Linked DNA regions of Mus musculus: region 1 is linked to region 2. The links are chromatin loops, found by intact Hi-C in ENCODE. Cell type or tissue: heart. All regions are shown on one strand. Each heading gives the region's core, and the rest is flanking DNA. Links, peaks and the distances in the headings are about the cores only.

Region 1 (8,097 bases), core at 2,056-6,055, 120 kb before region 2:
TCAAACATTTATCCTAGCAGAAAGGCTACAAAGACAATAATATACATCAGAAATGACTTACTGTTAAAATCTTTAATTAAGTCTCTATCTTTTTGTCAACACTTGGAAATTTTATAGAGATCTATGTTCTCATTTCATAAAGAAAGAACTTCATCTTTAAGTTAGAAAAATGTACTGAATATAAATTTGATGAAATACAATGAGATTATCAGAATTCAGAATATGTAAAATAATCAATGGCTGCCTTATTGTGTTCTACTTATCATATCTGAACTCAATTAAAACTTTTTGAAGCTATGAACCTGTTCCCCCAACTCCTCCCAGATGCACTCGACTTCCCTACCCACCCAACTTTGTGTCCCATATATTCATGGATGGGTTGCCTTTCACTTACTTCTAAGACATAAAAGTTAGTTTTAAATAAAATTTTAAAACATTAAAAGCATTTCTATAATTCCATAGGAAAGCCGTAGGGCTTTGGACTTGGTATGGCAGCTGAGCTATGTCCCCAGCCAGAAATGTTTCACTTTTAACCCTTATGCACCACCACCATTTTAGGAGAAACATAGTTTTAAGTTAGGGTATTATATGAAAGCCCACATATGACCCTGAGCTGAGTCCCCACTGTGCAGTATTAATGTCTTTTGTCAATGAAGAGAGAGGAAGCAGAAGGGCATTATCAAGTCCAATCGATGCAAAATACTGAATGCTACATTTTAAAGCTGGGAATAATTCCCACATGTTTTGAAAATTACTGTATTAAAAAGAGTAACCTACAGAATGCATGTATACCAAGTATTTATATAAAATGTGATTTTGATTATCCTTCTATCCAAATAATAAAGGCTGTGGGTTTCCCTGGAGCTACAATAGTAGGGTGTACATAGCAGTTTCTAAAAGGCTAGGAGCACTTAAGAAAGTTTTAAAGTGTTTACCATAAAGAAGAGGCTTAATTAGCTAAATTACTAGCTAAGTCACTAGCATTGTATATGTGACTCTGAAACACCAAATTTCAAAACCTTGTACTGACCAATGTCCCAAAGGCCTAATGGCTTTTTGGACCAAAAGGATTTTGTTCAATATAACAAAGTGGTTGGAGAGAGAGAGAGAGAGAGAGAGAGAGAGAGAGAGAGAGAGAGAGTAAGAGTATGTGTGTGTGTGTGTGTGTGTAGGCCCAAAAGTCTCTGCCAACACTATGACTACAAAGAAGATATTCCAAAATGTTTTTCAAAAAGGGGGAAGGTGCTTCTGATTTGGTTTCAAATAAAAACTAAACTACCCTGCTTTTTTTTTTTTTACCCTGTTTCTTTAAGTTAGCATTTTGAAATAAAAAAATTAAGCACTAAAACTAGAATGTCACTTTTTTTCTAGAGTATGAATCTGACTGTAATCCACCTACCAATTAAATGCTTGAAGGGCAGCTGGTGATCTCGGAGATTCAGGTGTGCAATATGCCCAACCCTGCTGAATCCAGAGGTTACATCTTGACCTTCAGGAAGCACAGCTTTCAAAATTTCTTCTGACTTAAAATTTTCATATGTTAGTTCCAAGTTGTACTGGGATAACTGTGGGCTGACATCAAGTTCTTTTAAAACTCCGAGTTCTGCTTTGTCAAAGGAATCAGCAGTAAGCATCCTGTAGGGGTCCAACATGATCAGCCTACTGTCTTCATCCTTGGGATCCTCAATCACTCGCTTTATGCCCGGGCGCTGCAGGGCTACTCTCCTGAGGGCTCGCATCAATCTGTTGACTACTTCTTTCCTCGCTTTAAGCACAGGGATGGACACTGTCTTCTTAAAAGCTGTTCTATCAAGTTCTCTCATTCCTCGAACGTCAGAGGGTGGTGAAAATAATTCACTATCTCTCACACTTGCTTCTATTTCTGGCATGGTTGAGAGTCCTTGTCTTTGACCCAACAAGAAAACAGAAGGCGCTTTCCTAAGTCTCGGCACCAGGGTAAACAACAATATTGATTCACTGGGGTGACACCATTCCACTTGCAAAAGTCTTCTTGAGAATCCAAATAGCTTCCATACGATTCTGGGGAAAATAACAAAACAAAACACCAAACACCATCAAGCTACATGTGAACACATTCACAATGGCTTTTGAGGATGAAAATATAAATTATCTTTCAAGTCACCTGCCAAGTGCTGACAAAAGGTTTGGATGGCAAGGGAGGGCAGTCTCTCTTGCAGGTTAGAATGATCACTGTCCCTGGTAAATAATACATTTGCATTTTCAGTCTATTTGCCCCTATAACAGAAAAATTAGTGGTCTAGCAATCTCCCTATACCCAAAGAACTCTGCTCACAAATTTCGACAGAATACACATAGAATAGGAAGTATGAAATTTGAGTTAAGGGTCATCTCTAAATGAAATGATCACTATATGTGATGCCACCAATGGTAATACTTACTGGGATATTCTTAGGAGATCTTATTTTATTTATTCAACGGGCTGTTGTATCAGAAGCTGTGTTATGAAGTTTGTAAGCTAAGGGGTAAGTTAATCACCCAAAGTTATGTGGCTGCTAAGTGGCTTGGCAAGGCTTAAACGTTCATTAAGGTCTTAAAATGTAGCTCACTGGTAGAAAGCTTGCCTAGCACGCATGAGGTCCTGGGGTCATCCCTAACAGCACATAATATCAGGCATGGTGGTGCCTACCTGTAATCTCAGCATGAGGAAATAGGAGGATTAAAAGTTCAAGGCCAGCCTGGGATGCATTTGAGACCAGACCTCAAAAACAAACAAACAAACAAACAAACAAAAAAAAAAACAAAAGCTTGGTTAAAAATGACCTGAAAGCTGGGGATACAGTTTAGCTAGAAGTGTACCTAGCAAGCACAAGCAAATTCATGGGCTTTCAGCACTACATAGCCTGGGCACAGTGGTGCAGGCACTCAGAAAGCAGATCAGAAATTAAAGTCATCCTCCAGGTTGGTCTGGATACATGAGATTTGTCCCTTCCCATATGACCTTAGTATACTGTTAGGATGTCTATCATAGTGTACTGCCATATGCCATGCCTATAACTAAAAGCTTCAGTATTTTGACAAGGCTTTACTGTGTTGTTTGAAGTAAATGTAGGCGTCCGTTTTCCATCTGTAATATGTGGTTTAAACTATGAAAAGATTTTTGTGGTAATGGGAACCTAATCCCGGCACTTCTCATGCTATCCAATCCTACCACTGGGTGCATCAGCCCTCACCATGCATTTGACCAGCCCCCTACCCAAGGGCTCCGGCCTCGGCTTAGCGGCCGGTGGACAAGGAGATGAATGACCTGGTGGCCTTTTTGCGCTCATTGGGCAAGAAAGAAGAGCACGAGTCCCGCCGCGGTACCGTCAGGTTTTCTACATCACCCGGGACACTACTGCCCCCTCACCAGCTGCACCTTTCCAGGGCCAGCGTCACCCGAGGCCGGCTTCAGACCCGAACCCCTCACCTCATGCTCTGGTGCAGCTCGGAAATAGGGCGTCGGAGGCTGGTGACGTCATCACTGCTGGCCGCGAAGGCAGCGTAGAGTCCGACCCTGTGGACTCGCACCTCTCTTCCGGGCCCGCGATTTGCTACGAGAGCCCGGAAGGGCCAAGCCCGTAGCTCCGCCTCTGAAGCCGCTCAGCCGGGGCGCTTGGGGTTAGGGGAAGCGGCTCCGTGATTTACTTAGCAGTCGGTCGCGGAGCACCATGCAGGCGTCCCGGCACAGCATCCAAGCGGAGCCAGGCTGGTACGTCTCTGCCCAGCAGCCAGAGGAGGCGGTGGCTGCAGACGAGTGGAGTCCGTTGCTAAGCAACGTAAGTGGGCTTTACTGGCTGCGCTGGGTTCCTGTGCGCTTCGGTATCTTTCAGGGCTTGCAAGAGGAGCCTTGGACTGCAGGGGACTGACCCTGGGGTGGGGCCCGAACCACTGACCCCAGGCGAGTTTGGAATGTGGCAGCAGCATGGAGCACTCAGTCAATAGTGAGAGGCTTGGAACACCAGCGGGATGAGCCTCGGTTTTGTGACTCACCATTGCTTTGTGTCATTGTCGCCTCTGTCTCCTCTAGCCTTGTGAGGTCTTGCAAGAACATCACACGATGTTTCTTTTCTGGATTTAATCATGGGGCCAAGGGAAAGATGAGCTATAGGCACTTTAATACTCAAGTCCCTGTAAGTGAAGATGAGGAGAGGTCTCTGGTAATGTGCACATTGCTCGTCCTTAACCTAAAGCCGGTGTAGTGGGCTGTGTGTGCCCGGGGGCCCCGGAGCCTCTTCGGTCTTGAATGTCCAGCCTAGGAGGGCCTTGGGCATGCTAGAAAAACTCCCTAACTCAGAGCTGCTTTCCAGTCCTGCCACTCCACTTTTTATGAATCCCTGGACTGTAACAGCTGATGGTTTGGTTTATGTTGTCCCTGTAAGATATTCCTGCTAATCGACTTAATTCATTAGGCATATAAACAAAAGGTTAGTTTATTGCGGTCCTCGTACTTGAGGAAGAAGAGTTAGGGACAGAAGTTCCATGCTGACACTGGGATTCTTCAGGAAGCACGTGACTGAGGCCCGTTCCTCCTCTGTCTCCACCCTATCTTGATCTCTTGAAGTCACAAGGCTGTGGCTCCCACTGAAGCCAGCTGGGCCCTGCATGGGAGGAAGTAATTTTCCTGGAAGACTCGTTTCCTTGAGTTGCACCAATAGGTCAGAACGGAGGGAAAGGAACAAGTGTTATGTCCAAATGTGCTTTTCCTTGGGGTAATAACTCCTATGACGGAAAGCAACTTGGGAAGGGAAGGGCTTATTTCATCTTACAGCTACAGTCCGTCTTGAAGGAAAGTCAGGGCAGGAATCTGGAGGCAGAAACTGAAACGGGAGACCCGGAGGAAATATTGACTTGCCCCTACTGGCTTGCTCAGTTTGCTCTCCTTCATCCCCAGGAAGGCCTGCCTGCTCAGGGATGCCCCCACCTAAAACAGGCCGTGTCTTGGCCAGTCTCTTTAGGGCATTCTCCCAATTGAGATCCCCTCTTCTCCAATGAGACTAGCCTGTGTTACATGGGCGAAAGAACTAGCCACGTCCTGGTTAATTAGTGTTCACACGATTCCTCAAGTGTGTAGAATGGCTCAGCACACTTTAACTTCCTTCCTCAGGCATTTAATGTGGGTAAATGGTGTGTTTCCAGGAACCTCACAGGCAGGGATCCTCCGGTGCTTCCTTTGGTCTCTCCGTCTTTAACGTGATGAACGCCATCATGGGAAGCGGCATCCTTGGTTTGGCGTATGTGATGGCTAACACGGGTATCCTTGGATTTAGGTGAGGCCTGTTTCCATATTTTGTCATCACACGGTTCCATTTTGATAAGGAATTTTGATTCCAGAAGTTACCGGTCTACAATTTCTAGTTGGATTACTTCTGGGGTTTTAATGCTGTTTTGTTCCCCTTGTGCCTATCTAGTTCTGTGCTTTGGAGGAATGCTCCCTACAGTCATGCATGGCTTGAGGGGGTGGGCATTCATGTAGGAACCTCAAGAAAGGAACCCCGGGGCTCTAAGATAGCGTGGGCTTTAAAACAGCACCAGCAAAGCGGGGCTCTGGTGTAAGAATCAGAACCCAAGGGCTTATAGGGCACAAAAAAGAAAGGGAAGGCCACTGAGCATTGTCCCTTTTGGGCAGGTTGTTGCTAGGGGAAGCTTTGGAGATAAGGTAAGTGGTTAGGATGTCATGTGATAGATAAGCAGCTTTCCTGGTCAGACATGACTGGGGTCCATAGGGCACAGTGGGTAAGGATCTAGAAAACAAGTTACTTTAGGAATTGTTATTGTTTAACTAAAAGGGGGAGAGGGTACCAAGTGGAGTAGCCATGGCTAATAGTTCTGAAGTGCGGCAATGCTTTTTCGTTCCTGGGTGATCCTTATAGAGTATACTTAAACAAACCTAGATGGTAAAACCTTCTACACATCTATACAGTATTGCCTGTTGCTCATAGGCTAAAAAAATCACCTAATATAGTGCAGTCCACGTGCTAGTATAGTAAATGCCGCAGCAGTTGTAATGTAATCGTATTTGTTTATCAACACATGCAAAAAAGATCCAGTGAAAGAAGAAACCTGTTCCTGGATTGGACGTCGTGCTGAGAGGAACTGGAGAAGTCGTTTTAAGGGCCTTGTGTTTTGTTTTTCAATGTTTTGATTCTTGTTATAATAGCCTAAAAAACAAATACACCATATACCATATAAAACTTTTCTTTCTATATGTCCTTATTACATAAGCTTTTTAAATTTAATCTACTCTTATTCTCGTATTTTCCTTTTCCAACTTTTTCTTTAAAACTCAGACATAAGCACACTTACTACCCGAGAGCCAGGATCAGTTTACACACCTTGCTCATGGGGAGGTGTTTCGGGAGCAGGACACAGCTGCAGCCTCCTTGCCTGTGACAACAAAGCCTTTTCTGAAGCCCCTGAAGGACTGGTCCTGGTAGTTGGGAGGTAGAGACAGGAAGATCGGGGAATTCAGGGTCTTCCTCAGCCATATAAGTTCAAGTGAGACCCTGCTTCAAAAAACAAACAAACCAACAGCCACAACAATAAAAAAAGTGTGCCCTAAAATCATGATTTTTTAAAAGAATACAGTATGATAGTATAATAAATACAGGAACCGAGGATTGTATTACTTCTTCTTAGTGGATATTCAGTACTAGATGTAAAAGCACGTGTTGCGTTCATGATTATATGATTGGCAATGCAGTAGTCTGCTTTCCCCAGCTTCACCGTGAGCATGAATAATGTGTTCCCTATGACACGAGGACAGCCATGTTGTCTCTGAGACTTCATTGTTAACCCAGATATCACTGTGCAATACAGGACTGATGTTGATTTTTATTAATCTAAAAATGTGGCTAATCTAAAAAAAAAAAAAAACCACTTTGTATTAGTCAGGGTTCTCTAGAGTCACAAAACTTATGGACAGTCTCTAGATAGTAAAGGAATTTATTGATGACTTACAGTCGGCAGCCCAATTCCCAACAATGGTTCAGTCGCAGCTGTGAATGGAAGTCCAAGGATCTAGCAGTTACTCAGTCTCACGCAGCAAGCAGGCGAAGGAGCAAGAGCAAGAGCTAGACTCCCTTCTTCCAATGTCCTTATATTGTCTCCAGCAGAAGGTGGAGCCCAGATTAAAGGTGTGTTCCTTAAACTCGGAGATTCAATCTTCTGGAATCCATAGCCACTATGGCTCAAGATCTTCAAACCAAGATCCAGATAAGGATCTCCAAGCCTCCAGATAAGGGTCACTGCTGAGCCTTCCAATTCCGGATTGTAGTTTATTCCAAATATTGTCAAGTTGACAACCAGGAATAGCCACTACACACTTGATCTACAATTGATTTATGATTTTAAAAAGTTCAAGCTCATTTGTGTCAGGCTGGCCAATGTGAATCAAAACTTATCAGTCAGGCAAGTTAAAAGCAATTTTTTTAGGTGCAAATAAAATATCCTTCTCCTGTCTTAGGCTGCTAAATAAGACTTCTTTAACGCCTGGAGCCCAACATTATGTTCTGGGCTTATTTATTTTCAAGAGTTAGTCATGGGCCAGTGTCTTAGTACTGTTCTATTGCTGTGACTACACAGCATGACCAAGGCAGCTTATAGAAGAAAGCACTTTAAATGGGGGCTTGCTTACAGTGTCAGAGGGTAAGCATTGTCATCATGCTGGTCAGGGTAGCTGGGGAGTGTGGTAGGCTGCAGACAGGCAGGCATGGCACCGAGCAGTAGCTGGGAGCATACATTCCTGATCACCTGCAGGAGGCACTGAACAAGCAATACCTCCAAACCTTTCCTGATTTGGTCACCCGCTGCTAATCAAGCATTCAGTGAGCCTGGTGTGAGCCTGTGAGGGCTGTTTTCATGAATCACAGCCAGTCACGGGGCTGCTGTTGTTAACATAGCTTTGTATGTTCGATGCTTTACTGCCGTCGCTGGCTTCCATGGCTGGTGTCCATCTCACTGGCCGCAGACATGAAATCCTTCAGACCCAGATCTCTGAGCATCGAGCACCGGGTCCTGGCGCCTGTTTAGTCAGTAGAAGCCAACTTAAAGTGCAAAATCTCACTTCAGTTTCTTCTC
Region 2 (8,097 bases), core at 2,554-6,553:
GCAGGTCACTGAGGTCAGGTATCTAGAGGATATGATCCCACACCCTGGTTAGGTGTAACCCAGGCCACGTGCACTCTGCTTCCTTTTCCTTCCGACCTAAAGTCCTTCCACCATGTCCTTGGCCTCCTTCCCTCTTGAGACATCTGTCTCCCCTGTGTAAGCCTCTGGGACAGGTTGCACAAGGGAAGAAGATCAAATGTGGCTCCGTTCCAGGTCAGGCCCTTTGGATTTAACTTTGAGGCAGAAGCTCAGCTGCCATGACTTCCCACCACTCATTCCCACAGCGACACCCCTAAGCAGAGGTATCCTGGCATGTCCTTGGCCACCGGCTTCTTGGGGGTGATAAAAATAGCTGAGGCCCCGTAGCTGCTGAACGATGAAGTCTGGAAGGGGATGATTGATTCTCACAGCTGAGCCTCGGGGTCAGCAAGCCTTGTGCAAGCAGAGATGGCAGGGTGAGCCATGGGGGTTCTGCTATAGATAGAGCTGTTGACAGGTGACCCTGGGCTGCTCCCACCCGAGAAGAACACGACATAAGCTCATTAAAAGGAACTGCGAAGGCTCTTGGAACGGGTGCGAAGATCCCTTTTCTCTCAGGTCATCTTTGACATTTTTGGTCATATGCATTCATCTCCCTGCTTCATGCTGGGACAAGACCCAAAGCAAGGAAAGAGTGTTCATTTCCAGGGAAGGCAATGGGGTGCAGGCTCCCCCCTAAAACAATGGTAAGGAGCTGTCAGGACTTATGAAACACCACAGGGACACCAATGTCAGGAAGCTCGCAGTTGATTGGAGTTAATATTTGATCTCTGGGACTGAAGGAGAGCTCACGCTTGCCTTGTCAGGGGTCTGGTCTTGCTAAACCACTGAGCCTACTACCGTCTGCATCACGGACATCTAAGGTTAACGGCACACAAGGAATGCCATGGAAGTCCTCGCAAGGTAACAAGGTGGCTTTTAAGCCAGTGCCATATCACCAAGCTGTTGGGCTGTGAAGTTGCACAGCTGGGCTAGATCTGGACAACTGAGAGATAGGGCCATATGCGTTTACTTTACAGTGCATATTTCCTAGGCAATCTATCCTCTGGGGTTCTGTAAAGTCATAATAAAGTCTCAGAGAAAGAGAAAGAAGTGGCCGGAGGAGGGAGAAATTAAGAAGCAAACAAGAAAGGATATGTTTTCAGATGAGATTATAAAGGGGATGATGAATTGATGAGGTGGCCAGACACAGAGAAGATAGCCAGATGGCTGCGGCACCCCCGGAGAAGGCATTGCGTTACGATAGAGACAGGGGGAGGGAGACAGGAAAACCTACTGGCTTTTATAAAAGACACCAGAGAAAAAGTACGGGAAATCAGGGTTAGGAAGGTGGAGTGGACCTCACCTCTGTCTTTGGGAGCCTCATAGATGTAGACACTGAATGCCTATACCCCTCCCCCACTCCATTCGCTTCTCTGAGCTACAGTTTGAGACCTCTGCCCTAGCAGCTAGCTCCTCTTTTCTCCTACCAACTCCAACCCCGAATCACTTCTAGACACCATCAATGCCTTCGTAACTGAATCCAGTCTCCCTGATTGTAAAGAGCCCACTGCAAGTATGCCAGTTCCCAGTCTGGCAAAGTTTAATGTCAATCAGAGCTGGATAACGAAGATGGTGAGGGTCACAGAGACTGAGTCAGAGCAAGCTGCATGAAGCAGGGTGGGGATGATTCTGTAATTAGTCTAGAAAAGAGAAGATTTCAGATCTCTTAAGAAGGTAACCCTGCACGTTGTCTCCAGGTCTGGCTCTGATATTATGAGACAAGCGAAGACCTTTTTAATCCAGGCACCTACTGTGTCCCACGCCACACGTGACCTTGCACATGTGCAGAGAAAACCCCAGCTGCATATTCAAACTCCATCTGCACACTCCACCAAGCAAACAGCATGTGGCCTCTGCCCAGGGCTGGCCTGTATAGCAACACTGTGAACTGCCCTTTGCAGGACATAAAAGACTTCCTCCTTCACTCCCAGGGTAGCACTGAGACTGGTTGGTTCTACTTCTCGAGCCCCGTCGCTCAGTCAGCATTGTGCACCTGGTGAAGGCAACAGCGCTCTGCCTACAGAATCGTCATTCTCTTTCCAGGTGACCAACCTCTCTTGTGCCTGGTTTGATTTCCTGGCTTCCTGGGTTGAACTCCTTCTCTTCTAGTCCCCATCCTGCCAGCCCAGCAACCCTTCCCTGGAGTAAACTTGCCGTTGCCACCCTGTGCCCTACCTACAACCCTTCAGGGGCTGTCTATGCCAATGGTCAATTCAAAGCTCTCGAGCCCAGCACCCCAGCCCAAGCCCTGCCGTATGGGTTCATCTGTCTCAGCCTAGGATACTTGAACCTTAACAAATACCCTTACAGCTGGTGTGACTTACACTCCCAGCCCCATTGCCTGTTTGTCAAGAGAACTCTAACTTTCAGGGCCCTTCCCCTCGCCTACGAGCTTGATAAATGCTCTTTCCCTCCTTAGTGGATCACTTCCTCATCTCCACGCCTCTTCACCTCCAGGAGAGACAGTCGCTGTATGCACGGCTGAACTGATGTCTACACTACAGCAATTAAAATACTTTGTATCATTTATTTGCTTCTGAGCTTGTTTGGTTTTCTGCAGCTATAAGCTCTCTGAAGCCAGGGCTGTACTGTCCTTCCTGGCTCCCGGTGCCTAATGCAGAAACCGGAATTGAACTGAAATAGAAAAAGATGCCCGTGAGTGATGCTTGTTGCCGCAGATCACATTCTGTTCATGGCATAAAGTACTTAACTTGTTTTAACTGGGCAGTATTGTACATAGGGCAACCATTTGTAAATTGTTGTAAGAAGACTATGGCAAACTTAAGTCTTGTGTCCAAGACTCGGATGAGGCCATAAAAGGTGCTTGATCTTGCAGAGTACTACCTTGGCATCTCTACCACCTGGAAAGGCACTGGGAGCCCCAAGCAGTTCCAGGCCTTCAGACTTTGTGTCTCAGGTGCCAGGGTTACCTCAGGACGAAGGTCAAGGCAGTTTCTCTGGCTGTTTGGATCTCTATGCTCTTCCTCCCCTTTGGAAAGGGAAGGGAAAAGGGGGATGGGCCTGAAATCTGCTCAGCAAGTTGAGCACCAACTACACATCTCATCCATCCACCTGGGATCCATTGAATGGCCTGTCGCTGCAGATACAAATGAGCAAACTAAGACCTGCGTCTGACTCGGCTTTGGAAGGGAGGAAGCGAACCAACGAGAAGGAGGCAAGTGCCCCTCTACCAAGAGATTTAAAAATCAAATGAACTGCTGGGGATGGAGTTCATGCCAGAGTGCTCATGCACAAGGCTTCTTGATTTAGTCCCAGTACAACAGAAAACACACACACACACACACACACACACACACACATATATATATATACACACACATACATACATACATAATACATACAATACTATATATATATATCAATATATCACACACATACAATATTACACACATATACATACATACATAAAATATTCTGAGTCTGGACTACTGTGTACCTCCTTCCAGTAATCTATTTTCCACGGAGTTCTGAGGCTGTCTGTCTTTCAGTCAAAGATGGGATTTGTGCCTCCTGCCTAGTGATTTCTCGGAGCACATGACACCCTCTGCCTGGACCAGGTTCCTTTTATCTACTAATTTTCCCTGAACTTACTGTGTTCCCACCTACACTGGCTTTTCCACTTTAGTCCTTGGTGTTTGCCTCCAGCTTCCTGCTCATCGCCTTCAAAGTATGTACTGGGCCCGTGCATCTTCTCACATTCACTAAGGCAGGAAAGGGAGACATCTTGTGTTCTTCTGGACTGGCAGTACCTGACTCGGGGGCTTAATCGTCACTTATTAATCAGGTAGAGATGAGGGCTCTGTGGTAGGTTGAATGAGACCAGCCTCCATAGGTGTATATGTTTAAAACCCTGGTCTCCAGCTGCTGGCTGTTTAGGGACAAGGGGATAGGGTAGCCTTACTGGAGGAGGTATGTCGGTGGGGATGGGCTTTGAAGTTTCTAAAGCCTTGCACCATTCTGAGTTAACCCTACCTCCCTCTCAGGGATGGAGATACGAGTTCTCACCAGTTCTAGCTGCCACATCTTTGCTCCTTCGGACTCTAACCCTCTGAAGCCAGAAGCCCAAATACGCCCTTTCTTTTAAAAGCACCTTGATCATGGTATTTTTGTCACAGCCATAGGGCAGTAACGAGGCTTCTGTGGTTTCTCCGGTGTTTAAAACGAGCTAGGTCTCAGGGAACACTTTGCAGGAGTAAGGCCACTTGAGTTCCATAGGGCAGTAACGAGGCTTCTGTGGTTTCTCCGGTGTTTAAAACGAGCTAGGTCTCAGGGAACACTTTGCAGGAGTAAGGCCACTTGAGTTTGGCAGATTTGGAGGGAGGGGGCGTTGCATAGTAAAGGTTTGCTACGAGGATAGTCCAGAGCAGGTGCATCATCCGGGAGTGAGTTCACGGTGGCCAAGGGTGTGAAAGGTGAAACACGTGAAAGGTGGTCAAGGGACACCGGCTACCCCTTTTCTGAGTGCACTTCCCCTTCCGTGACAGATGGGAATACAGCAGCGTTGACACATTTACTCCTTGGGTATGCCCACTTAGGCTAAACAAATTTAGCACAAGCTGAACAATTGGAACTCAGAGCTGATCCTAAGGGATTTAACAAGAGCTGCAAGGGCATTCAGATGACCCTGGATGATTCTAAAACCTGGAGAAAAAAAAATCCCCCAGCAAGCCCAAGCTGTCTGATCATGCGACCCATCTCCTGACTGACTGCTCACAAAGACCTGGCCAAGGACATTCCAGCTGTGCCAGGCCACTGGGCAGAGATCCCAGAGAGAGCAATCTATCACTGTTCATCACCCCCTCACACCTCAGGGAGCGTGGGCCTGTGGCCACGAGCTGGCAGACAACAGCCCCTAGCCCTTGCGACAGTGTGTATCCCCACTGCCAGAAAAGCAACCAAGGTTTTAGCACTGCGCCATTGGGTAGAGCCCTGGAGACTCTCAATACTCAGGTTCACCATTGGGTGGCTCTACCGGGGTCACCAGCAGAAGAGATGTCTCCCTCCCAGAGATTCATGAAGCCAGAGTGACAAGGTCGTTTTTTACCCTTCTCCCGGTTCATCTTCCCGCCCCTTCATAGAACATATGGGACCCTTCGTGCTGTGTGCACCCTGGCTTGAGGTGGCAAAGGTGAGGAGGCTCCACTTACCCTCTCCCCCTGCACCTGTTGTCAGTGATGATGGCTTTTGACTGTGGCATCTTCAGCAATTTCTGTATAGCCTGCACCATAGGCTAGGCATAGGATTCTCACCTGGATCATGTTCTCCCGCTAGAACAGGACTAGGTCATAGCAATAAAGTCAAGCCTTTCTCATCTGACCCACCATCTACTCTTCTTCCTTCTTTCCTTCCTTCTTTCCTCCCTCCCTCCCTCCCTCCCTCCCTCCCTTCCTTTCTTTCTTCTTTTCTTCCTTCATTTCCTCTTTCCTTTCCGTAAATCTTACCTTGATGTCTTGGCAAGAGACTCCAGGAGGTTGGAGTTTCTCTCCACAGGAGTAGATCAATCACAATCCACCAAGACCCTGAACCCATTGCTTTCTGAATCAGGAATTCAAAAGAGAAACAAGCCAACGCTCTTGTGCCCCCATGTTGTCCTTGTGCAACATCAGGGCAGTGATGTCCTCTGGCATGAGAATGGCAGGAACACAGCCAAGATGGAGCAGGAGAGAGGCTGGGAAGTGCCACACAATCTAGCTAGCTGCAGTAGCCAACATTCCTTGGCAACGACACTCTCACTCAAAGCCCTGGGAAGCACTGGGACACAGGTGTAGTCTAGCATCTATAGAGAGCACACCGGAAAACACCATGACATCCCCCTTGTGAGTTCAGTCCCCCTCCCATCTCGCCATATGCTGGTGACAAGGAGGAAGAGTGGGCAGTGTCACACACCCACCATGCTGCCCAGAGGGCAATGATGTAAGCCACAATGCTTAGGTTTCAGCTCCAAATGTGGCAGCCAGCAGCAGGAGGTGCTGGCAAACCCTTGGCTGCCAGGCATGCTTCTCAGAGCATCCAGGCTGCTGCATGGAGTTGCTGTTGCCCTGGACTCTGCAGCCCCCCAGAGCCTTAGGCTAGGTGGCTGGGGACTTTTGAGGGTTAGAGATGGGTCTGCAGTGTTTGTGGGAGCAGTCTCTGCTGTCCTTTCCAAGGGACAGAATGTTGCAAGGAGTCTATGTCACCACTTTTGAGCATCTATGCCCTCAAGCACTAGACTAAGTCCTTTACATGATTCATTGACACCTCTCAAAACCCCGCTAGGAATATACTGTTATTGGACTTTTGAGGATGAAAGTCCCAAGCCGTAGGCAGGCCGCGTCATGGCTGGTACAGCTGAGAACTAGCCAAGGTTCTTGTGCTTAGGAAGTAAACGATGCTCCAGCCTCCACAGATTCAGAGCACTAGCAGAGCAATCAAAATACTGAACAGGCAGAGTGTGACGGCTCACACCCTTTAATCCCATCCCTCAACAGGCAACCGAGGAAGACTGCTGTGAGCGCAAGGGCAACCTGGGCTGCATGAAGAGACCTCTCAAAACAAACAAACAAACAAACAAACAGCATTCTAAACATAGGTTAGATGTAGGTTGCTTGAATAAAGCAAGTAGCATTCCAGAATATGAGTGGGTACAAGGTAGAAATACCACAATAAATACATGTTTCAATGCAGCATGAAGGCTCACTAGATCTGGTCACTTGTCATGAAGAGAAAGGCACCTACCTGGCCACAGCTATCAGTTCTTGAGCTAAAGCCTGTGGAGTCACAGGTTAACCAGGCTGTAAGTCACTTTTTGATGTCTGTCCAGTTGGGGACATTCTGCTGTGGCATTGAGAGATGAAGTATTGGACTAGAAAGATGGCTGACTTGGGCAAAGGTGCTTGAGGCTAAGCCTGACAACCAGAATTGATCTGTGGGATCCCCTCGGTGGAAAAAAAAAAAAACCTGACTCATGAAAGTTCTCCTCTGACCTCCACATATGCACCATGGCGTTTGTACACATGTACACACACACACACACACACACACACACACACACACGTAAATCAAAGAAGTAAAATATTAAAAACAATAGACAGCGTTTCTCATGACATTAGATTTTTCAAGCAACTGGAACACATTAGGTGACGACTTGGCAACCTTTTTCCAGAAAGGGCTGGCTGGGAACCAAGAGAAGCTTTGCTGGTCACGTGACCTCTGCTGCAGCTTCTCCACTCTGTCATTATGTGTGAGGACAGCCACAGATGCTATGCAAATAAACACGTGTGGCTGTGTTCCGATAAAACATTATTTATGGACACTGCAGTTGGAATTTCACATTACTTTAATATGACAAAATAGTATTCTTTGGGGGTTTTTATAACCATTTTAAAATAGGTTAAAAAAAAAAGCACTCTTAGCTCATGGGTTACAGTTGCCAACCTCTGGGCTAGGCTGCTGAGTGGACTATCTCCTCATGTTCTGTCAGTGTACTCAGACCACTTGCATCAGGTTACTGTAGCTGTTAAGGCAGGTGTATTGTTTCTGCCCCAAATGTACTGAGCCTGACATCCAGAGGAAGAAGCAGGAAGAGCCTTTTCTCTCATAACCGACACCAAGGAGAGAGAGAGAGAGAGAGAACCACATCAACCACAAGAAACTAGGAACTTTCTTAGAGGTCAAACCTACCTGGCAGGTGTTCGTTTCTGTGCTTTAAATTTATTATTTTTATTTTGTTCTACGCGTAGATGTGTTTTACCTGCATGTGAATCTGTCAGCCAACGGGTATCAAATCCTTAAGTGGAGTTTTAGACAGCTGTGAGCTGCCATGTGGGTGCTGGGAATTGAACCCAGGACCTCTGCAAGAGCACCAGTTCTCTTATCACTGAGTCATCTTCTGAGTATATTTGTTTGTTGTTTGGGGAAGGTATTCTCGCGGAGCCTAGGCTGGTCTGAAACTTGGCGTGTGGCTGAGGATGCTCCTTAGCTTCTGATTCTCTTGCCTCTACCTTCCACGTGCTGGGA

What was found. A loop is a pair of places that touch in the nucleus more often than their neighbours do. Peaks named below come from ENCODE experiments on the same cell type or tissue, not always from the same donor. Only the 100,000 strongest peaks of a DNase experiment are listed, where the experiment ranks them.
Region 1: a loop joins it to region 2, with 2.1 times the contacts of the local background. A loop is called at or near these places in 4 of 42 quality-filtered maps.

What each region holds. Positions count from the first base shown.
Region 1 is chr12:73,283,236-73,291,332 of GRCm38, forward strand. It overlaps Trmt5 (TRM5 tRNA methyltransferase 5), which reads right to left and starts at 3,476. Exons shown (of 5, transcript NM_029580.3): 1 at 3,449-3,476; 2 at 1,400-2,040. The coding sequence starts at 3,453. It overlaps Slc38a6 (solute carrier family 38, member 6), which reads left to right and starts at 3,613. Exons shown (of 16, transcript NM_001037717.3): 1 at 3,613-3,797; 2 at 5,158-5,288. The coding sequence starts at 3,690. In heart, for the core only: no CTCF peak of the experiment used is centred there; DNase peaks (open chromatin) are centred at 3,606 and 4,576; H3K4me3 peaks cover 2,330 bases; H3K27ac peaks cover 2,091 bases.
Region 2 is chr12:73,403,860-73,411,956 of GRCm38, forward strand. It overlaps D830013O20Rik (RIKEN cDNA D830013O20 gene), which reads right to left and starts at 5,704. Exons shown (of 4, transcript NR_046013.1): 1 at 5,544-5,704. It overlaps Gm40442 (a long non-coding RNA gene), which reads left to right. Exons shown (of 3, transcript XR_872822.1): 2 at 2,013-2,124; 3 at 2,501-2,602. In heart, for the core only: a CTCF peak has its summit at 5,036; DNase peaks (open chromatin) are centred at 4,512, 4,932 and 5,762; H3K27ac peaks cover 368 bases.